Regions from separate parts of the Mus musculus genome. Here all the other regions are linked to region 1. A link is a loop called in an ENCODE intact Hi-C map of the cell type or tissue named here. Cell type or tissue: left cerebral cortex. All regions are shown on one strand. Region 1 overlaps Gm14273 (predicted gene 14273). Region 2 has its middle 110 kb from the start of Gm35033. Region 3 holds the start of Mc3r (melanocortin 3 receptor).

Evidence for each region. Peaks named below come from ENCODE experiments on the same cell type or tissue, not always from the same donor. Only the 100,000 strongest peaks of a DNase experiment are listed, where the experiment ranks them.
Region 2: it touches region 1 in a loop (3-fold over the local background); 2 of 42 quality-filtered maps call a loop at or near these places.
Region 3: it touches region 1 in a loop (6-fold over the local background); 22 of 42 quality-filtered maps call a loop at or near these places.

The regions. Positions count from the first base shown.
Region 1 is chr2:172,325,539-172,333,538 of GRCm38, forward strand. It overlaps Gm14273 (predicted gene 14273), which reads left to right. Exons shown (of 5, transcript NR_166167.1): 2 at 4,809-4,984; 3 at 5,903-5,995. Among named protein-coding and RNA genes, the nearest start is that of Gm14273, 5.2 kb to the left of the region's middle. In left cerebral cortex, a CTCF peak has its summit at 3,834 (motif pointing left); a DNase peak (open chromatin) is centred at 3,835.
Region 2 is chr2:170,880,829-170,888,828 of GRCm38, forward strand. No RefSeq gene overlaps it. Among named protein-coding and RNA genes, the nearest start is that of Gm35033, 110 kb to the left of the region's middle. In left cerebral cortex, no CTCF peak of the experiment used is centred here; DNase peaks (open chromatin) are centred at 3,485 and 3,784.
Region 3 is chr2:172,243,439-172,251,438 of GRCm38, forward strand. Mc3r (melanocortin 3 receptor) reads left to right here and starts at 5,054. Exons shown (of 1, transcript NM_008561.3): 1 at 5,054-7,676. The coding sequence starts at 5,422. The coding sequence ends at 6,393. In left cerebral cortex, CTCF peaks have their summits at 4,897 (motif pointing right) and 6,110 (motif pointing left); DNase peaks (open chromatin) are centred at 2,333, 4,909 and 6,056.

The DNA.
Region 1 (8,000 bases):
CAGCTTTCCTTATTAAGCAACTCTCTCCCGAAAGCTGAGAGTGTAACTTAGTGGTAGGGCTCACCATGCATAAGGCCCGGACATACACACACACACACACACACACACACACACGCACGCATGCATACGTAGATACACATAAACATATACACATACACACACACATACACATGCACATACATGAACACACACAGGAATACACATTCACACAGATGTACAAACATGAACATACACATGAACATGCACACACACACACACACACACACACACACACACACACACACACACACACTTCTAGAAGCCAAATCAAAGCCAGTCCTCCACACTTCCTAGGTCACAGCTCAGCATCTCACTGAGACCTTTAAGATTCTCTACTTAACAAGGGGGGAAGTCTCCCAGGAACTCACCACTGGGCAACAGTGCCTCCTCCTTCCCCTTCCAGTGCACTCCAGACAGTTGCACTATTTGCCACAGACTCTGAACCTGTCTTCAGCTTGGACCCAGAAATGTGTGAATCAAAGAAGTCCTTCTACTGTTCTTGCCCAGGTGATACTGGGCAGGTGGTCCCCTGTCCCAGGTGATTCTGGACAGGTGTCCCCAGTCCCAGGTGATTCTGGACAGGTGTCCCCAGTCCCAGGTGATGCTGAGTAGGTGGTCCCCTGTCCCAGGTGATGTTAGGCTGGTAGTCTCGTGTCCCAGGTGATGCTGGGCAAGTAGTCCCCTGTCCCAGGTGATATTGGGCAGTTGGTCCCCTGTCCCAGGTGATGCCCTGTCTTAGGTGATGTTAGGCAGGGAGTCCCTTGTCCCAAGTTATGCTGGGCAGGTAGTCCCCTATCCCAGATGTTAGGCAGTTGGTCCCCTGTCCCCAGGTGATTCTGGACAGGTGCTCCTCTATCTCAGATGTGTTAGGCAGGCAGTCCCCTGTCCCAGGTGATATTGGGCAGGTGGTCCCCTGCCCCAATTAATGATAGGCAGGTGGTCTCCTGTCCCAAGTAATGTTGGGCAGGTGGTCCCCTGTCCCAGGTGATGCTGGGCAGGTGGTCCCCTGTCCCAGGTGATGCTGGGCAGGTGGTCCCCTGTCCCAGGTGATGCTGGGCAGGTGGTCCCCTGTCCACACCTGAAGAGAATATGCTCTAAAAGCTAGCGCTGCTCTTATCCCAGCCCCTGCTCTTATCCCAAGTCATTTGCCCAAGCAATTGCATTGCACAAAATGGGAACGACGCTGAATGCATTTACCTGCACAGAAGAGCTGGCTTGCGGGATAGAAATGACATTGAAAGCTTTTATGAGCACAAAGGAGGGCCTTCTCCAAGTCTGAACCTGGAGGACAGCAAGCTGTGCTGCACTGTGTGACAGTACGAGGCGCCACGTTCCTCTGTCTCTCGTAAGACCATCCAGCAAATACCTCGAGGGTCACCTGCAAGAGGCAGAGGCCACTCCCATCCTGAAACTTTTTGTCCTCTTTTCTACTTTGGCGACGCTAAGAGAATTACATCTGTTTCTTATTGGTTGGCACGTATGACCAAGATTGTATTTAAGAGCTTTTTAATGTCTCCAAAACTGGTGTAAAGGCTGGAAGACGGCCCAGCTGGTAAAGCACCTGCTGACTTAGGTCGTGTGAGCCATGAAGCTAGAGAGGAGACAGTGAGAGGGAAGAAGAGGTCTTAGCAGAAAGCGGACATCTTTACGTGAGGCTTGGAAAATACATGTGATATCAAGGCAGAGGGGACATTTCAGGGAAGAGAGAACCCAGCAAGAGTTGAGCAGGATGGGGCAGGGAGAGTGGGCAAAGGGACCAAAAGAACAAGTATGTTCAAAAATGCCATAAAAATCCAAAAATTCAAAAGCTTGCATTGCTTCTACACTTTCCTGACATGATACTTCGTCCTTTTCAGTCATGGATAAAAAGAGACAGAGACAGAGACAGAGACAGACAGAGACAGAGAGAGGGAGATAGAGACAGAGAGAGGGAGACAGAGACAGTCAGACAGACAAACAGACAGGGAGACAGGAAGAGAGAGAGAAACAGAGACAGGGACAGATACAGAGAAACAGAGACAAAGACAGACAGAGACAGATAGAGGGGGAGAAAGAGAGAGAGAGAGGGAAACAGAGACAGGGACAGAAGAGACAAGACAGAAAGGAGGGAGAGACAGAAAGACAGAGAGGGGGAGAGAGAGACAGTAAGACAGAGAGGAGGAGAGAGAGACAGAGACAGACAAACAGAGAGAAAGAGACAGAAAGGGGGAGAGACAGAGACAGACAGAGAGAGACAGACCAACAGAGAGGGGGAGAGACAGACAGACAGAGACAGACAAACAGAGAGAGAGACAGAAAGGGGGAGAGACAGAGACAGACAGAGAGAGACAGACCAATAGAGAGGGGGAGAGACAGACAGACAGAGACAGACAAACAGAGAGAGACAGACGAGGGAGAGAGAAATACACAAGAGATTTTACATCCCGCAAGTCAATTAGCAGAGTCTTCTGTGTGACAAACCACCACTTCACAACCTGCAGAGATGGTTCCTGCTCAGCAGACATCAGCTACCCAGCGGCACTTAGCTGGGGTGTCAGCCTCCAGCAGGCTACCCAGACCTGTGCATGAGGTAGCCGCAGTTCTAGAAACAACAGCAGGACCAGGGAAGACCTTTTGCAGGCTGAGTTCACAACACACGGAGCATGACTTCTGCTCAACCAACCCTGTTGATCAGAGTTTAATCAACATGCTAAGCCAGAGCCAGGGGATTCAGAAGCAGCCTCCAGCCCTGGGTAGGAGGAGGCAGATTCCTTCCGGCAGCATTTTGATGAAAGGGTTGGTCACTTGAGGTATACAAGCCGGGAAGTACTGGCCTGGAACGAGTGAGCAATGGCTCCTCAGACACACACGGTCCCCTGCGCAGTGCTTCCCTCTATTGGTTTGCTCAATTACGTAAGCTTCCAGTGCACAGGGCATGCGAAGACTGACCACTAGCATCCCGAAGTGACTTCCCATCCAGTATATCCCAGATCTCAGACAGACTTCTCCCCAGCATATCCCAAATCCCAGCAACCTCCCACCCTAGTATATCCCAAACTTTACCCCAGTGTACCCTAAATTCCAGAGTGACCTCTGACTCCAGGATAACCCAAATTCTAGAATGACCTCCTGCCCCATGGTATGTCAGTTCCCACTGTATGTGGCTATGTGACTTCTACCCCAGCAAACTGCAAAGAGCCAACACAACTACAGCTGCACCCTGACAATGCTTTGTCTTCCCAAGAAATCTCTCCTTTCTGCTCACCCTGCTTGTCCTTCTCCAGCCAGTAGCCAATGGAACAGTCTGCACGGCTAAGGGTCCTTAGTTGGTAACCCATAACCCGGATTGTGAACAGGCACCACTCTGGAATGGGATTTACATGCCACCATGTTGGTTCCACAGCCGCCACTCACTCGGGGTCTCTCAGGCCCAGAGCCCTCAACTGCAGATCTGTGCATGCTGTGTTTGCATAATACTCTTTGGAGATATGTTCATTGAATAGTACCTTTTGTACAAGCACAGGATCGTTTTGAACATGCTAACAATATTCAATAAGGAAATAAACCAACAATGGTTCGTTTCTTTGTATTTAGCCCTGTGTCCCCCAGTGTGATGGAGGAATGGCAGCATCCCACAAGAAGCAATTTGCACTCACACAGAGGCGTTTTGTTGAAAGGTGGAAAGACTCTGTAACTCAGGAAAATCATCTTTTAAGTACTTACATTTGCAAATTACAGCTTTCACAAAACTACCGCAAATGTTATGGGCTGCTGTAGCTCTGCCTCTGTGATCGTGGCCGTGGGAGAGCCTACAGCGCCACCTTCTGGGTATTGGTGTCTGCTACAAGGGTGCCCTGTGCTGAGAGCCGCTCTTGTGGCGACTGACCAAAGCAATCTGCACTTGATAGCCTCAGAGCCACGCAACTCGCAACTCCGCAACTCGCCGTCATGCCGGGGTGGCTTCTGCAGTCCCCTGAAACCTCTTACCTAGTGTCTCCCAACAAAGCCAGCAGCTCTCCCCCATCAAGCATGCCAGAAATGTACGGGAACAGGAAGAGCTCCCAGGAACTGGCCAGCCACGTGGGATAGCACCCCCATCCTCCTTCACCTTTCTGAGGCCTCAGTTCTCTTACTTGAAAATTTAAATGAAGCCAGACTTTTGGGGTTGTAGTGCCAAGAACCAACAGCAGCTGGAAACATTAAGCCTGCGCTTCCTCTAAAGGATGCTGCAAACATGGCCATGATCATCACCAGCACTCCTTACAGTGGGAAGAGGTGGGCATCATGGGATTAAGCACCCAACAAACTCAGAATATTGTCATCCCATGGACGCAGGGGTATTCCCGCACCATTCACCGATGGGAGAAAAAAATCTCATTAAGAATCTTGTTCAATGTTAACTAGAGCCCTTGGGAGTGTTCTGTTTTCCTCTGAAGGTCCGATGGTTTTAGTACAAGCAATAGACAATAGACAATAGACAGACTAACAGGAGAGACACCACACAGGTTTATTATTGTGAGCAGCAGCTAAACAGGGTATGGCGAGAAGAGAAGAGAAGAGAAGAGAAGAGAAGAGAAGAGAAGAGAAGAGAAGAGAAGAGAAGAGAAGAGAAGAGAAGAGAAGATCTTCTGAAGGTCAGACGGCTGAGGTTTAAATCTCTCTTCCTGGTGGGAGAGAATAAAGGTGCTGGTGATTTTAGAAGAAGGGAGAGGTTTAGGGTGGGCAGGTGCAAAAGAGTCAAAGCTGGGCTGGGTTCTTCCAGATGTGTGACTGAGGCTCCCTTCTTGCAGGTTTAATTCAATCTTCCCTGGTTAATGAAGTTTCGGGCAGACTGAAGGCCAGGACTGAGGCAAAGTACTAGCCTAGTGTGCACGAAGTCTTGGATTCCATCGTGTGCCATGCAGGGTGGTGCAAGCCTGTCGTCTCAGCACTTGGAAGGTACAAAAAGAAGGATCAGAAGTTCAAGGTCAGTGAGTTCAAATGCCACCTGGACAATTTTGAGAGCCTGTCTAAATGAAAAGAGAAGGAGGAAGAGGAGGAGGAAAAGGAGAAGTAAAGGCTTTCTCTTGGCAAGTAGAGGAGGAAACTTGGATTATCACCAAGAGTTGGGAAATTGTGTAACCCAGGGAGTCTGACAGAGCCATGGGGGGTCTTATTTATTTATTTAGTATTCTTTGAGAATTTCATACGGTATGTATAATCATATTCTTTTCCATTCCCCAACTCCCTCCCCACTTCCTACTCACCCAACTTCATGTTCTTCCTCTCTCTCTTAAAAAGAGAAAAAGAAAGAGAATTTTTAAAAAGAAAGAAAACAAACAAACAAAAAAACCAAAGGTACTGAAAAACTCGGAGTCCAATTTGCATTGGCCAATGACTCCTGAGCATGAAGCTGGTCCTCGACTGCAATGGGCATGCTCAGTGTCACTCCATGGATGACAGCCGCTTCTCCCTCCCCCAGCAGCTATCCTTTACAAACAGCTTCCTGGCTAGACCTGGGCCCTGGTTTACGAAGCTACTGCTCTGTGCGGGGACCTCAGTCTGGCTTGAGCTTGTACAAGTTCTGCCCGTGTCATTACAGTCTCTCAGAGATCATTTGTGCAGCCACCTTGCTGTATTCCCAAAAGTAACCCCACCACTGTTAATCTGTGTCCTGATTTGGAAGATAATGGCCCCATAGATTCATCTGCTTCATGCATGGTCCCCAGTAGGTGGAAATGTTTGAGAAGGATTGGGAGGCGTGGCCTTGTTTAAGGAGGTGTGTCACTGGGGATGGGCTTTGAGGTTTTAAAAGTTTACACCACTCCCCAGTTAGTTATCTCTCTCTCTCTCTCTCTCTCTCTCTCTCTCTCTCTCGTTCTCTCTCCCCCCATACTGTTTGCAGATTGAGATGTAAGCTCTCGACTACTTCTCTAGCTCTGGGCTCACCCACCTTCTGTCATGATGGATGAGGACTCTTAACCATGTCTCTGAAACGGTAGGCCTCAGATAAACGCTTTCTTCTATAAATCACCATGGTTATGGTGTCTTGTCACAGTAATAGAAAAATAACCAAAGCAGCAGTAGGTAGCTGGAGTTAGGTATTGCTGTGACTGGCCTGCCATGCTGCTCTTTAAAGGAATGCGGAGGGTCGGGCAGTGGTGGCACATGCCTGTAATCCCAGCACTTGGGAGGCAGAGGCAGGTGGATTTCTGAGTTCGAGGTCAGCCTGGTCTACAGAGTGAGTTCCAGGACAGCCAGGGCTGCACAGAGAAACACTGTCTCAGAAAAAAAAAAAAAAAAGAATGCAGATACTTTGGGAGTTTGGACTAGGAAAGCAGGTGAATGCTGTAACGTTGAATGCTGTGAGCAAGGCTTACTTAAAGAGTCATACTAGTAGGAGCCTGGAAGGCTATAGTATTGAAACCAATGTGGGCTATGGAGGCCCAGCTCAGGAGCTTTCAGAGGGCACCAGCAGCTGGACTAAAGACCATTCTGGTGATACATTCTGTGGTTGGTTTTTGCCCTTAATGTGGGTCAAGGGGAACAGTCCTCCGTTGCGGCAAACTGCACAGCCACGATGGAAATGAGTACGGCAGTTCCTGCGAAAGCCGGAGTCAATGAACCTCCAGCCCCAGCGATGTCACTCTTAGGCATAGGATGCTCCATCCTATCACAGGGGCACCTGCTCAACCGTGCTCAGTGCTGTTCTAACCATAGTGGCCAGAAACTGCAAACACCTTAAATGCCCCTCAACAGAATGGATAAAGAAAATGTGGTACATTTACACAGCGGAGTATCACTCGGCTGTTATAAAAAATAAATAAATATGACATAATGAAATTTGCAGGCAAATGGGTGTAATTAGAAAAAAAATCATTCTGAGTGAGGTAACACAGACCCAGAAAGATAAATATGTCATGTATTCACTTTTATGTAAATACTAGCTGTTAAATACATGATAACCAAGCCACAAGCCATAGACCCAGAGAGGTAAGGCATAGCTCAATGTCTCTCAACCTTCCTCATGTTATGACCCTTTAATACAGTTCCCCATGTTGTGGTAACCTCCAACCATAACATTATTTTTGTTGCTACTTCATAACTGTAATCTGGCTACTCTTGTGAATCATACATTAAATAGTTTTTTGAGACAGAGCTTTGCTAAAAAGTGTTGAGAACCACTGGCATAGAAGAAAGGACTGCGATAGGAGACATACTGAAGGGAGAATAGAATAGGTTTTATGGGTGTACTACAGCCTTGTGGAGGACAGGAACAGGAAGGTTGGAGGGGAGGAGGAGGGGACATGGGGTTGAGTGAGGGAATGCACAGCAAGACAGCTAGAATTGAAAAAGAGGATCTGCTTCCTGCTAAATTGAAAAGTCTGGGACTAATTCATTGGAAGACGAGACTTCAGGACAGACTGATATTAGCTCTGTTGCACGGTTATTAATAACCCTTCTATTACGCGCCTTTAAATGGAAAAGAGCAAGCAGGGCAAAAAGAAACACCAGATGTACAGTCTAGGGAGAAGAAGCACACCAGGAGATTTAATGACGGAGCCCAGGCTTGTGCTGAAAGACAGAGACCCAATGAGATGTGGAAGAAAGAGAGTCGCCCTCCAGGACAAGGCCCCACCCAGCTGATCCTGCCACTGTTGAAAGGAAGAGGTCTGAGAAAGTTTCCATTCCTACAAAGCAGCAGCAATCAAAACGTATGCCTATGTAATTCAAGGAGGAGGTAATCAGGCAGGCAAAGTCATGCCAAGCAGGCAGGCAAATTTGGCAGCATGGACCATGAGCTTCTGGCTTTACAGTCACAAGGGACATGGAAGTTAAGGCTTGCAGGGTCTTCCTCCATGGTTAAGGAAATCTGCTGAGTGCAGCCCATGATGGGCACCCCTCATGAAAGCCCCGGGAGGCCACTGCCTGTGAAAATGAAGCCTGGATTGCATTGAAGATGACAGGATGTTGGAGGTGCCCGTTCCCTGAGATGTCTGCCA
Region 2 (8,000 bases), 1.4 Mb before region 1:
AGAATTATATATATATATATATATATATATATATATTGCAGAGGCTCCCACAAAACACTTCAACATCCCATTGCTGTTTGAGCATTTCTAGAAAGGCTCAAAGGGGAGATAGACACACCTTATAACCCCATATCTTCAGCCTAGCTAAAAACCCAAGCCTGCTAAGCTAAATGCACTGCTTGTTCCAGAGCTGAGATTCCAAGGACACCTCGGGTAGGACCTTTCCCAGGAGGGGAGAGATCTCAGGAGAGAGGTCTGAAGTCAGCTAATAATTAATGAATGGATTAGGGCAACTTAATGGCTTGGGTCTGATGGCCTTCCCAGAATGCACCTGCACTCTGTCTGGGTTCTCTGCAGCTTTTTTCCCCCCACGTAATTTTTGCTCTTCCTTCTCCCAGATGGATCCATTTTCGTCTGTAACAATGCAGCTCGCCATGCACACTTAGCACCTTGTATCTTGAGTTCAAATCATCCTGGATGGTCTTTGCTGAGTTTGACAACTACAATGTTCAGCCCTAGAGCTGAGCCTGGACCCCTGATAGATGCGTGTCAGATGGACAGAGAGAGAGAGAAGGTCAGATTCACATCCTCGGAATGGGGTTCTTTGTATATGGGAGACTTCACCTTGAATGCACACTTCTGCACACCAGCTTCCTCTGAATCCATTATTTTCATGGAAGAAAATACCTAATGAGTTTCAGAATTATATATATATATATATATATATATATATATATTGCAGAGGCTCCCACAAAACACTTCAACATCCCATTGCTGTTTGAGCATTTCTAGAAAGGCTCAAAGGGGAGATAGACACACCTTATAACCCCATATCTTCAGCCTAGCTAAAAACCCAAGCCTGCTAAGCTAAATGCACTGCTTGTTCCAGAGCTGAGATTCCAAGGACACCTCGGGTAGGACCTTTCCCAGGAGGGGAGAGATCTCAGGAGAGAGGTCTGAAGTCAGCTAATAATTAATGAATGGATTAGGGCAACTTAATGGCTTGGGTCTGATGGCCTTCCCAGAATGCACCTGCACTCTGTCTGGGTTCTCTGCAGCTTTTTTCCCCCCACGTAATTTTTGCTCTTCCTTCTCCCAGATGGATCCATTTTCGTCTGTAACAATGCAGCTCGCCATGCACACTTAGCACCCCTCCCCGCCCTGCTCCATTTCCTTTCCGGCTCTACCTGGCTTTTCTTTTCTTTTCCTTTGCTTTTGCAGTCTCATAAGCGACTCTCCCAGGTTCCCTCGGCCTTGGCAGACAATGAGGAGCTTGAGGAGCAGATAAAGGAAAGGCAACGAAAGAAATAATTATAATTTTAATGAAGTCGAAATTGCCAAAGCGAGTCTTGAGCTAATGATGTGCAGAGAAGTGCTACTGAACGGAGGTAGCTGCAAGCAAGGTCTCATTGGAGATCTTCAGGGAAAGGGCCGTCGATAAGAAAGAGACTTAGACACACTGGCCCTGGCTCCTGTTGGAGACATTTATTTGTTCTGTGTCGTGTCGTTGACTTCCTCCTGTAGCTCTGTGAAGTTTAGTTAGCTTCTCCCCTTTCTCCATGGGCAGTCTCAAACACTATGAAGAAACTTAACCTCTACAGCCATGAACACAGACTTGCTAGGTGGGAGACTTGCATTAGGACCCCTGACACCAAATTCCCAAGTTTGGAATGTAAGCTTCCCCAAGACAGGCAACCTGGGGGCAGAGACAACTTCTAGAAAGAATTAGAATATGGGTATTTTGGACTTTGTGTATTGCCTCCCTGTTTGAAAAAAATAAAGCTTTATTCATAAGTACAAGGGGCAGGGTATTTAACCACATTGTAGCTGCCAGCCTCTGCTTCACTATGGATAATAAGAGCCCTATATATTATCTGTTATTAGATGTTCAGGCCATACCAGGAGACACTTGGCATGCTGCTATCTGCCCTATAGCCATTGGGATATTGGTTTGAACTAAGTTTTGGCTTTGTAAATCTTCCCCTCCAGGGTGAACATACAAGTGCAGATACGGGCAGAGGGCAACACTAGTCTTAGTAATAATTAAAATTATGTTCAAAGGCACACGCCAGTGCTGCCAAGAACCTGCAATCTGGTGACTAGACTCTGAGATGCTTCTTTGACTCAGTTGGGGTTTTAATTGTACCATGGAATAAGTGGTATTGGGGTTATTTGAGAGAGGACTAGAGGACAGGCAGGTAAGCCACGTGCTTTCCTTTGCACGCTTAGCCCATTGTTGCAAAGACCATTTATCCAGCTGAAAGCAGAAGCACACAGAAAACGTGGAAGGACCAGAGGGGATGGCTTGCATTTCTGGAATTCAATCATGTAATTCTGGAATGCAAGTGTTCGGCTCACCTATGGGCATGGTGGCCTACACTTTACTGTACACATTGTGCTTCTCAATTCAGAAGCCGAATTCATAAGTTCAAAATATTTCATCCAATTGTTTAGGAAATAAGAAGAAACACTAAAGATAACATGCATCTATATGAAGGGATAGTCTTCTATTTCGGAAAACAATATCTTATCTTTGAGAGAGGAGACACAGTGTGTGTGTGTATTTGTGTGTGTGTTTGTGTGTAAGAGACAGAGAGTAGTATTGTATGACTGTGTGTGAGTGTGTGTCTGTGTGTGATATGAGTGTGGTTCATGGGCTCACATGGCAAGGCTGGGACAGGGTGTTATCATCGTGACTTTATTGCATTGAGACAGGGTCTTTCACCAACAGAAGCTCTTAGAAGCCACCTCAGGGCAGGGTCATAGGAACACACAGCCACGCCTTGCTCTTTCTTCGATGAGAAACCCAGCACCTTGCATGTGTGTGCTAGGGATTCAAACTCAGGTCTTCACATTTGTAGAATCCGCACTTCTACCAACAGAACCATCCCAACCCTGACCCCCAGCCCCAAGGTTCCAACTCAGCAGAGACTCCTCTTCCCTTGGTGCCAGAACACGTGTTTAGAGTCTCATCAAGTCCTCGCATTTATTTCCGTTCCCTAATGAGGTGGTGGATCCTGTAGGTTGAATTTCAGGTGGAGGTATGGTAGTTAATGCTGGCTCATTTCAATGCAAGCTCCTTGAACCAATCTGATTTGGCCCAGCTGGCCCAGGACAGCCTGGTGACCAGTTGGCTAAATCTATGAGAAAGTAAGGCGGTAGTGGTCACACTGTCTCTGACTGTTGGTAAAACATTCATTCCATGGATGGTGGTGGAGCCCAAATCTGCACTTCGAATAGCCATCTCCAGATAATCTCAACGCACTTAGTAAATGCTAGCAAGTCCTCCACTAAGGAGCCCACTAAATCTGAGATGGAGAGTGCCAGTCAACTTCACATTGCACTTAGAACTGGGGGCAGCCAGCTAGGTGTGGCCACTCAAGATGCTCACGGGGAATCAGCTGGAGTTTGAAGACTCAAGAGGGAACCCCACCCCGATTCATCACTGAGAAATCCAGCACTCAGCTACCAAGATGTCTGTGTGTGACATTGCACACACAGGCAGGGAGGAGGGTGTGTTGTGACTACAGCTCTCCAAGTGTCACCTGCCTGGCATTTCCAGTACCTCAGCAGTGTTTGCTTTGTTGCTATAACAACTAATAAGGAGACTCGGTTTGACTTTCTTTGTTGCTCTGAGATACCTGAGAGCAAAGCTGCCAGGACTGCTCTTTTCTGAAGGAGAAGGCCTCGGAGAAGCTCTGACTGAAAGCACAGCCCAGCTGGGAAAGGCAGGCCTGGGAAGGAGGAGAGACTCCAGCTGCTGCAACTGAAGGCAGTGAGCCACCCACCAACCTTCAAACCTGCTTCCCTCCACCCCCACCCCTACTGAACACAGCAGCCAGCTTTGCTTGCCTGTGGCTCTTGGTGGTGCCTCCTTCCTTCCCTTCCCAAAAGCAGGCTCAGCTCCACAGGTAGTGCAGGGTGTTTTTGTTCCACATCCTGCCAAGCCTTCATGACTCTTGCCTGCAGTTAGTTCTATGGCACGTCTTATATTTGCATGCTCACATCGGAAAGCCTAAAGGGCCAAGGACTTGGTTGCATCACCCGTAGGTTATTCATTTTCTCAGTACTTACCCTCCAGCCCTGCAGGGGCATGAATAAGAGATGGAGGTTGTACAGTCCAAGCTCCGACGGCAGGAAAGGAGAAAGGTCAAGTGAAGAGCGGATCTTGGAGAGATTTCTAGGAGCCACAGAGATCCAAGACATACTTTATTTACCAGCACACAGGTGGCTCGGCGAACAGCCTCCAGCAGGTACCTATTGACATATATTGGCCATACTCAGGCAGGTTCAGGGACACGTGCAGACCACCACTCAGGGCACACAATGGGTAGACACACAGGCATAAAACACACACACACACACACACACACACACACACACACACACAAGAGAGAGAGAGGCTAATCCCTTGACCTTAAAGACACATTTGTACAGAATCACACAAAACTGCATTCTGCCCAAATAGCTATACAATGATTTATATAGTCATCACAGTTTACTTTTGGGGACCCTGGATGGTCAGCCTCAGCCATTTGGTATAACATAGCCTTTTAGATCCCCAGTGCCTGATAGCCATATCAGCACCATGTTGTTTAAATAGAAGCTTGCCCCTATGGCCTTCTGTTCTCAACAGAGGTCCCTATAGGAAAGAGGTGTAAACTCTGATCCTAGGCCAGGCAGCATTCTGCTTTTCTAAATAAAGTTTTATTGGCACACAGTCACGCTTGCTTGTTTAGACAATGTGCATGGAGAGCTACAGAAGGATTCCTCTGTACTCTAGACTGTGGTTCCCACAGTCCTCGTCTAATGAGCTGGTTGGTGTTCAAGCCCCGCTGGCTACTTGGGCTTCAGACTGTGGCAGTGCATCATTGCATTACTTGATAAATTAAGGTCCTCGCCGGAGTCAGAAAGTTGGCTCGTTCTTGAGCAGGCATGAACTGTAGAGGCTCCAGTTCTTCTCTTTGCTTAGAAAAGTCTTATCTCCATCATTCTGAGCGCTCTGAAAGTGGCCTACAGGCCTGTTGAGAATCCACTCCAGACCAGCACGGCTTGATGTCCGTGAGTGTACAATGCTGACACGCATACCTTGGTGGTAACTGTTGGCATCAGGACCTCCCAAACCTATGACATCACATAGGTGACAGTGCTACCTACAGACCTGTTTCCAAGGCAACAGGCACCATAGTCCCAGAATCCAATTGGCTCACCTCCCACCTTTACCTGCATTACGTCACTTTCCATATAAATAAGGAGAACGCCTCTCTCTCTCTCTCCTCCCCCTCCTCTCTTTCTGCCACCACCTTGTCTCTCCCAATAAAACCTCTTCCACATGGAACTGTCTTGGCCTAGTGTGCTGTTGAGAGGTGACCCACCATTTTAACACACCAGTAACCAACAGACAATCAGACCTGATACTAGAAACCCAGCTAACTACCCAGGACTAGTGATGGATTGTAAAGGGGAGTCCACAGCCACCACTTTACTAAAACAACATAATCCCTAACTATACTCTAAATATTTGAACTTACACCCACAGGTAAGAATATTCCTCACCTCTCATTATGGAAACTTTTTTTTTCTGCAACAGATAGAGAGACTATTACAGAAAAAAAACCACAACCAATCAAAGTGCAGAATTGTGGAGCTCAGTCACAATGCATATGTCTAGAAAACACTACTGCAACTAAGGCTTGGGGAATGACGTTGCAGAGGAAGCGGGGCAAAGACTGTAATAGCTAGAGGCTTGGGGAGTTTGCTATGAGACTGTGTCTCCTAGTAATGTCAGAACTATACCATAAAGTTTCACCACCATGGTCTGTTAAACATGAGCTGGACATGGACAACAACAGGGAGGCCAAAGCAAATAGGGAGAGTCCATGGGGCCGCAACCCTAGACAAAGAACCATGGATAACTAAGAAATACTGAGATTAGGAGAAATGGTCTTGCCCAGGATAGAACACAGGATCTGGTTATCCAAAACCAATGGTCAGCCCTCAAAGCATATACGTGTGTGTGTGTGTGTGTGTGTGTGTGTGTGTGACATACATACTGAGCAGGGTATATTTATGTATTTAGGCATGTATGTATGTATATAACAACAATTAATGAAAAAAAAGATGCTATCACTTTGAAAGAGAACAAGGAGAAGCAATATGGTAGGGCTTAGAGGGAGAAAAGAAGAAGGGGGAAATGGTGTAATTATCTCAAAAGTAAAAGAAATTAAAAAGTACGCAACCCAAAGAATTTAACTGGCGATGAAAAGGACGTTAGATCAAACACAGAGTTGGCTAACACAGGCAGCTCAAGACACATCTGCATCTCCATCTGCAATGCCCTAAGTCTCCACCATCATGGATGGCACTTTAGTCAATCAGCCTGGCGGATCTCCAACACAAGAGTGGATTTTCCAGGCCACTTTGGGTTACACTGCCCAAGTTTACCTTAAGCCTAGCCTGTGCTGGGTCTCATGATTCCTGAACCAGTCCTAGTACAGACTGTTTCCTTAAGGGTAAAGCAGATTGCAGAGAGCAAAGAGGTTGTTTCTTTCATTTTCTCAATCATGTGTGTGCTCTTGTGCGGGCATTCAACCTGGGACCGGTGGTCACTTTTTAATACTTTCTGCCCAAGTTATTAATTGACTTCAGCTGATGACAGAAAACAGAAGATGGCTCCTCAGGCCAGCTAAAGTGGTTACATAGAGCTCAATAAAGCACTTATTTTCTTCATCCTTGGACTTCTTTGAGAACTGTAAGAAGCAAGCAGAAGAAGAGGAGCATTTGGTTATCAAAGGGAGCCAGCCACCGAATTCACTCTTCTTTAGCTGCCATGCAAATTTCCAGCCAGAGGAGAGAAGAAGAAAGCTTTGAAGATAAGAATCACGGGGCTCCCACAGGAGGCTTCAGTGGGGCTTCTGATGATTCTGTGGTTTAGTCTAAGGAAGAAAAGCTTCGGGAACAATAGGAGAGACCTTGCTGGCCTTCAGGCTTGAAAGCTAAGGTCTAATTCTGGCCCTCTCTTGCTAGGAGGAAGTACAGGTTAGGAGCCAGCAGGTTAGTCAGGGACGGGGCTGTGTTTCTCCTGATGCCAGATGTCCCTTAAGGTTTCCGGTGTGTGTGTGTGTGTGTGTGTGTGTGTGTGTGTGTGTTATGTTGAGTCAAATTGAGGCAGTATAGCAAGACAGAGAAATGGACACTAGGGGAAATAGGAGACCCTCACTCTAGAGTCTAGCTGAAACCTCTCTTGCCAGCTAACAAACAAGAATTCGTGCAAACAAGAAAGCTGTCTGCTTTCTCTCTTCCGGGTTGCACCCCAACTTCCTGCCCCGCCTCCTCCTGTGCCCCGCCCCCAGACCCTCCCCTCCACATCATTCACTTAACCCTCAACGCTAAACCTGTGTTTAAAAGGTCTTTAAGGAACAAGGCTCTTCTGAGGAGCCTCCCTGTGCTCCCCGGTTGGTGTGCTTCCTGCTTTCTCTTAGAACACTTCTGTTTTTAACGAACCTGGACTCCACTTCTTACTGCCTCATCTCGGAATTCTTTTCCGCATCAAAGTCAGGGATCTGGTTTTTGCCGAGCTGATGGGTCGCTGAACGGTTAACACATCTCCTCAGACTGTTGTATGTGTGCCTCTGTCCCGGCTACTGCTTCTGACTAACCCAGTCTTTGCTTTGTGGACCCGGAGCCTCACCGTGCATGAACTACGTGGGACCTGAGCACAGGACGCTCAGCTCTGGTTGGCGAGTCACTTACACCAACTTGCCTGGTTGGGACTGTTGTTGAATCAATAGCTTTTATAGTTAGAGATCGCTGAGGGCAGCGTCTTTGACCTCAGACAGTTTTTAGGGGCTGCAGTGTAAGTTGCCCTAGATGTCCACACACCTGAGGACTGTCCCCAGCCAGTGCTGGAAGAAGCAGAGGCTTTCACTGGGAGCTCACTGCGCGCTTCCTTCTGCCCACGCTGTGGGAAAGGTCTACTAGAGGCAGGGAGAGAATATTCT
Region 3 (8,000 bases), 82 kb before region 1:
TCTATAATAGCTAATGATATTGAGTGCTTGTTGATGGTGAAGTATCTAACCAAATAAATCCCTTGGTACTTATTTTAATATATTTTAATCAGTGCATAAATACTTGGACATATTTATGGGATTAGATATGATATGATATGATATGATATGATATGATATGATATGATGCATAATAATCAGATGAAGATAATTTACTGGCTGTTTTTAATTTGGTTTTCTGGTTGGATTATACACATTTTTTTGCATCTCCTAAAACACCCACTTAGCAGGCTGTCTCTTCTCCAATGCCTTCCTCCAATCCTGTGGGTTGTTTCCTTGCTTTCTTGGTAGTTTTTAAAATCCAAAATTTTTCATTTTGATGAAGTCCAACTCACGTATTGTTTTTTTTTTCTTTTGTGTGCTTTTGAGAATAAAAAAAGGTGTGATGAGCTCTGCTGGCCTGGTTTTGGAGATTTTGTGGTACAGAGGCTAAGCTGGCATGTGAAAGTTGAGGGGAAAAATGTTTTTCAGTTGATATTTAAGCTAGTTCTTGAAAGATAACAGGAATATGCCAGCTCCATGACTGTAGATGCTTTTTTGAGTACAAAGAACATCTGGGTAGACTTTCTACTAATCCGCTCTAAATGTTTAGGATGGCTATTGACCACAGATTCAAAACAGGAATTCCCACGTGTGCTGGTACCAGATGGCAAACACGGGCAGACACTGTCATATCTTCCAATTATTAAGATAAAGTCAATTTACTTATAGAAGGTTCCACTGAAATGAAAAATTACATCTGTGTGGTTGTCTCAAAAACCAGGGGAGAGGTGGTGTTCAGAGGCCAACTAGGTGATCCTTAGCAGTTGGAGTATAGACACAGTTTTAGGACTAAATCCCCAGCCAGCAGCTACGACAAGCCAAGCTCCAACGCTCAATCCAATACTCTAATTAAAGAGCCAACATGTAAAGATGGAGAGATGGTTCCGTCAGCAAAGTGCTTATTGCAAAGCCCGAAGATTGCTTCTGAACTCTCCTGTAAACACACAAAGAATCTGGGTGTGTTTATTATGGGAATCCCAGTGCTTTGCAGACAGAGGCAAGAGGATCCAATCTCTGGGGGGTCGGGGGAGAGGCGTGTCAATGATTAGTTAGCCTAGTGTAACCAACAAGCTCTGAGGTCAGTGAGAGACCCTGCCTCAAAAGCAAGGTGGAGAACACTTAAGAAATACTGAAGATTAGCCTCAGGCCCCCACATACACACATGCAAGCATTTTGCAACTACATACCCATATATGTGTGCATACACAAACACAGGCTCACATAAAATATAAAATAGGCATGTAACAGTGAAAGACATAGAGAAGAGATTTAATCCATGTTACAGCAAGTCTATCTCTTGAGCACTGAGCTGAGCTTTAAGCTAAATGAAAGCTAAAGGTAGACATGCTTATGTAGTCCTGGCCAAGGTACCATCTTGCCCGTCACTGATCTATTGTTGTCTCAGCTGTGGGGTGGTGTTATCCCCAGAGGTCACTAGTGTACAAGATGGTGAGGTCAGAAACTCACCCTCAGGGACAGTTGCCCCCATCTGGAGGGACTGGGTCTGTGGATCTACGTGCCTTCACTCATTAAAGTGAAGAGTCGTCCGAGGTAGACGCTGGTTTGGGACAATAGTCCATTCTGTCATCAGCCCTAAAGAGGGATACTAAGTTTGGTTAGGTAGGCAGACACAGATGAGGGCAGAAGTCCCTGGTCTTCACCGATCTTTTAGTTACCTGGTGGGCCCAAGTGAGGATTCTAAGCTAGGGTGCTTTGTCGTTGTTTGTTTGTTTGTTTGTCTGTTTGTTTGTGGCTTTAAAAAACAAAGGCAAAAGCCGTTTTAAAGTGCTATCACATAAAGATGCATGTTGGAAGCATCAAGTCTCCATGTCCTCTTCCAGAAGATGGAAACCAGGACGTCTTCCCAGGCCAAGTACAGAACAGGAAAAACCTCGTGGGTATCAAACGCCCCTGCCTTGCGACCCAGCTTTACCCACGACACTAGAGCCCTCAAACACACAGACCCAAGTGGTATGAGTACAGCTCTGGGTACAACCCTGATGATAAGAAGTCGAAGGAAGTTAAAGATCGTTTTCCTGCACCCAGGCGGCTTAGAATCAGGAAATTACATTAAAGGGCTGACAATCGGTGAAGTAGTATTTCACACCCCTCGGCTCACTGGCTGAGATTCCCATCCCCCGGATCAGTCTTGTTTTAGCAGAGGCTGACAGCTTGTGGATCTGTTTACAAACACTAAGAAGGTGGTGAGAGAATGCTCACATTTTCTGCAGAGCCTGCCAGCTCTTTAACTCCCTGAAATCCAACAGGGGAAACAGAATCCCAAACCCACCCTGAGCTGCAGATCCCCGCCTCCCCGGTGATTTGTCATCCAGTCACATTTACTTTTACATGAACTCATATCCACATCCTCTACCCAGTTTTCTCAGCCAGCCGTTCTCTGTTTTCTATCAGCGTGGGAAGGAGGGTACTTGTGTCTGTGAGGGGAAGTTGAGATCCATCCTGGCTTGTCTTCTGCCTGTTCAACAATCATCTATGTAGTAAACTTGACGCTGCCCATTTAAAATAATTTCCTCAGCTGGGAGATTTTATGGATATCCTAAATTTTCTTCTACACGAATTGAAAAGTTTGTTTGGGCCACAGTTGGCTGTTGCTAGGGGTAACCAGTGAGTAGTCAGTTAAAGAATGTCAGGTGATCGATACCCGTCTCTCCTGGCTGCCCATTACTGTGAGTCCAGAGGGAGGAAAGCATCCAGGAAACTTCAATACTTAAGTTCTGGTTATCAAATTACTATAGTTTTGAAAATTGTCACAGGCCAACCAAAATGGCATAGCCCTGGCTCCTACTGCTCCAGGTGACTCTGATGCAGAGGTCCAGTGGGGTCCTCATGCCCACCTGCCCCAGATGTTTATTCCCTCCAGACTTCAAGCATGGTAGGGCCTCTGCCCAGGGCCCTCCTCTACCTCAACCCTCCCAGAGACAGCTCTTCCCTTGGTCCCGCCCACATCCTTCAGCCCCAACCTTCACCCCACCAACTCACACACTGGATATCACCTCTTCATAAAAGTCCAAACCTACATCTATATCGCAGTCTAGGACGGGTCCTTGGCAAAGAACACCTCCCCTTTGCCCCCATGATCTCCTGATTTGTGTCCATCACCCTGAGCTATACTGTAGTGTACAGGCTCAGTTGGTCAGGCTACGTGTGGCAGGGTCTGCAAAGTATAGCTCCCATCTAAAAAGAGAAGTTGTGTTGCAAGTGAAAAGCTAGCAAAGAGCATGGAATCATGCACAGAAAAGCCAGGAAACTGGAAGGTTCATCTGTCTAGCAGCTTCATTGACGTCCAGGGTTTGGTTTGGAGCACTGGGGATCAAACTCATGCTCCTTACTTATTAGACACGTGCTCTACCACTGGGCTACATCCCAGCCCTCTTCATGTTTTTAATCTTGAGGCAGGGTCTCACTAAGTTGCCCAGTTTAGCTTTGAATTCACTCTGTAGCTCAAGCAGGACCTGGACTCAAAACTCTCCTACCTCAGCATCTTGAAGTCAGAAGAAAGCACAGCTCCCACCTCAAAGGGAGCCAGAGGTTGTTTATTTTGGAAGCAAGTATGAGTGGCTACGCCTGGTACATATATATGGCTTCAGCTCATCTCCAAATCAGGTTGCAGTATGGGAATGTTTTCATGTGGTTTTATAAATACAAAACAAAAGAAAGTAATAAATCATGGTATCTTTCAAGTATATTAGTGGGCATAGCATGTAGGCAGGTTACAGCAAAGCTGGGGACTTCTTGCTCTGGGTTTCTGATGCTGTGTCGTGAGGTGGGGTGGGTGGGAATTGGTGATCTGCAAATTTATTACATTCCCAAAGGTCTCCCGTAGTAGGTGATACCCACAATATAATATTACATCACACACAGGATGGCTATTATATGGTCTAAATATAGCCAAAGATAGCTGGGAGATGTGGCTCGGTTGGTAGAGTGCCTACCTAGCATGCATGTAGCCTTGGGTTCAATCCCCAGCACCTCAGAAGCCAGGCGGGGTGATGTGCCTGCAATCCCTGCAGTCGGCACACAAAGGCAGGAGGATCAGAAGTTTAACCTTATCCTTGGCTTCATAGTGAGTTCAAAGCCAGCCTGGCATAGGTGATACCCTGTCTGCAGAAAATAAAATAGCCCAAGATAGTTTGGCCATGAATCTGTCACATCCCAACTTGACACAAACAGGAAACTTCTGCTCAGACCAGCCTACATCTCTACCAGGTCCAGATGCTGATGTAATTTAGAAAGTAGCAATGACCACCTCAGCCTCCAGAAATCATGCCCTGACCAATCAAGAGCCATCAACATTGGAGCCAAACACTCTCCTCCCATAGCAAAAAAGGTTGAGACTCCCCGAAGGGCCAGGAGCAGTTGACATACTTTAATAATAAACTATTTTTAAATGAAGGCATGCATATTGTGTCTTAGACTTATTAAATTGCACGTTTAATGAACTATTAGTGCAGGTTTCATTTTTATGTGTTCTTGGAAATAAACAAAAATTGGTGTAATTCTCGTGACTGTGTTACTTGCTTCTCTATGGAGTTCCTGGGTGACAGCTGCAATATTGTCAATGTGTGAGCACAATTCTCTGATTTCTCTTCCTCCATCCTAGACGCTGGTTGGCGGTGGCGGGGGTCGGGGGAAGGGCTGGGCCAGCGCTTCTCTTGTTTCCTTCTGTATTTCTTACACCCAGTGCAGACCTGACCCATACCAACCCACAAACGGCCAGCAGCAGAATGAATGCTGATCTCTCTTTACCGGGCAGGTCCGAACTACTCCTACACGAGCGCAGGTGAGCAGTCCGGACTGCAGGGGGCGCCAATCTGCTTCCTCATCTCCCCGGTGGAACCCGGAGCCCCGACCTGCTGTCAGTCAGACAGTGCCAGCTGCTCAGTGGTCATTTTGCTGCACTGGAGATGAAGTAGGAGTTCCGATGCATAAAACCCGAGTGCTCTCTCTTCTCACATCTAGCGTCAAGTCCCACAACCCCTGGCTCGCTAGAAGTAGAGCTGTAACTGTAGCAACGGGTGTCGGGTGGGGATGAGAGAAGACTGGAGAGAGAGGGTCAGAGCTAGAGGGGATGAGGCAGGCTGATCAGACTCTGCACTGATTGCTGGAGACCGCAAAGGAAAGTTCTTTCTATGTCTCCAAGCCCCACTCCCTCTCTATCTATCTATCTATCTATCTATCTATCTATCTCTCCCTCTCTGGAGAAACTAAAGTCTAGACTGGACAGCATCCACAAGAGAAGCACCTAGAAGGAGAATTTTCCCCAGCAGCTTGCTCAGGACCCTGCAGGAGCCGCAGCTGGGACTGGACCTGCTGTTAACCATGAACTCTTCCTGCTGCCTGTCTTCTGTTTCTCCGATGCTGCCTAACCTCTCTGAGCACCCTGCAGCCCCTCCTGCCAGCAACCGGAGCGGCAGTGGGTTCTGTGAGCAGGTCTTCATCAAGCCGGAGGTCTTCCTGGCTCTGGGCATCGTCAGTCTGATGGAAAACATCCTGGTGATCCTGGCTGTGGTCAGGAATGGCAACCTGCACTCTCCCATGTACTTCTTCCTGTGCAGCCTGGCTGCAGCCGACATGCTGGTGAGCCTGTCCAACTCCCTGGAGACCATCATGATCGCCGTGATCAACAGCGACTCCCTGACCTTGGAGGACCAGTTTATCCAGCACATGGATAATATCTTCGACTCTATGATTTGCATCTCCCTGGTGGCCTCCATCTGCAACCTCCTGGCCATTGCCATCGACAGGTACGTCACCATCTTCTATGCCCTTCGGTACCACAGCATCATGACAGTGAGGAAAGCCCTCACCTTGATCGGGGTCATCTGGGTCTGCTGCGGCATCTGCGGCGTGATGTTCATCATCTACTCCGAGAGCAAGATGGTCATCGTGTGTCTCATCACCATGTTCTTCGCCATGGTGCTCCTCATGGGCACCCTATATATCCACATGTTCCTCTTCGCCAGGCTCCACGTCCAGCGCATCGCAGTGCTGCCCCCTGCTGGCGTGGTGGCCCCACAGCAGCACTCCTGCATGAAGGGGGCTGTCACCATCACTATCCTGCTGGGTGTTTTCATCTTCTGCTGGGCGCCTTTCTTCCTCCACCTGGTCCTCATCATCACCTGCCCCACCAATCCCTACTGCATCTGCTACACGGCCCATTTCAACACCTACCTGGTTCTCATCATGTGCAACTCCGTCATCGACCCCCTCATCTACGCCTTCCGCAGCCTGGAGCTGCGCAACACGTTCAAGGAGATTCTCTGCGGCTGCAACAGCATGAACTTGGGCTAGGATGCCCGTGGAGGTGTTCCACATCCAGCCAAGAGACAAAAACAACGCTCAGACGGGACGTAAAAGGGTGTTAGGAGCTGGAACTGTGCTTGGCTTCGTCTGTAAGCTCGTGGCCCTTTGCAGACGGGACACGGCGTAGGATGGGCTGTCTGTGAGGATCTGTGTGTGGGTAAGTCAGTTTGATCTAGCACATAGCCTGGAAGAATCAGGCAAAGCAGCCCTGAGTGTCATCTGTGTTCATTGCTAGGCACCCAGGGTTTGTGGCCCCTGCCTGCTTATTGGCTTTGTACCAGTAACTGTGCTTCAAGCCAACCAGACCGGAGGGCTCTCGTGAGCAGAAAGAGTGCTTAGACTTCCGGCAAGCATCCTGGCTCACAGCGGCCACCTCCTGACCACTACCGGGAGAGCTTTGCACATATTCTGTGGGAGATTGAGTGAAGCCCTGAAAACAATGTGATATTTGCTGCTCCCTTCCAGAACTTACATCTGTGCCAGCCTCCCCGAACCCCTGCACAGAGACATGACCCCCTTCTCCCTGTGCCGTTGTCATGGTTGTTATTATTGTTGGAGTTTTGTTCGTTAAAATCTAAGCTTCAAACCTAATACATCAAAGCGCTCTAGTCAGTGAGAGGTCCTAGGATCCTGGCCACTGCAAGGTAGATGTTACTCTTTAAAGAACAAAGCAAGCAAGCAAACAAACAAACAAAACGATGGTCTTCTACTGTTTCGTCTCTGCCTTTCAAACGCGAAGAAAGTGCAGGCAGGAAGGTGTGCGTTTCACTAGAAACTGCCTTGCTGCCGTTGGTGATCATTTGAGCAGCTGGGTCTGCCTCCTTGTTCTCTCCTTACTTACTCCCAAGCTCCTTTCCGGCTCCTGGTAAGTGCGTTGTCTATCAAATGGTTATTTTAACATCATTTATAAGAGAGGCTGTCTTGGCTGTTGCTTCTTTTGCTAGATGCCGTGTTAAAGTCAAATGACCCTGTCGGCAACTTCTGTAACCCTGTCAAGTAAAGCAGTCACTCCCACCACTGCGGGGCAAGAAGATGCACATACAGGCTTGCTGTATAACACCGCTGTGTGCTGCTGGCAACAGCCAGATCCCTTCTTGCCCTAGACAACTTCAGCTCGTGATATCTCCCTCGGTCTGTGTTCTCCTGCTCTTGAATACATGAGGTGGAGGGACCGTGCTTGAGTTTCTCCTGCTAGCATGATACAGACATCATTTCTCTCTTGCTTTAATCGTGATGCTTGGGAGATAATAAAGGCTTTGGTTTCAGTGACCATAAAACACGTGTGAGATTGTGGTGCGCCCCCGGAGTCACCCTGTGCATCCCACAAACAGACACAGCACAGGATCCATGCAGATGGTATTAAAAGAGTGTTGAGGGCAGGGGAGGTGGGTCGGTGGTTAAGAGCGTTGGCTGATCTTGGCAGAAGGCTGGGGTTCCATTCCCAGAGCCCACATCGTGGCTCAGAACCATTTGTAACTCTAGTTCCAGGTCTGACGTTCGTTTCTGGCCTCTGAGGGCACTGCATGCACGTGGTGCACAGACATCCATTCAGACAAAGAACCCACATACATAAAATAAAGATAAATCAACCTTAA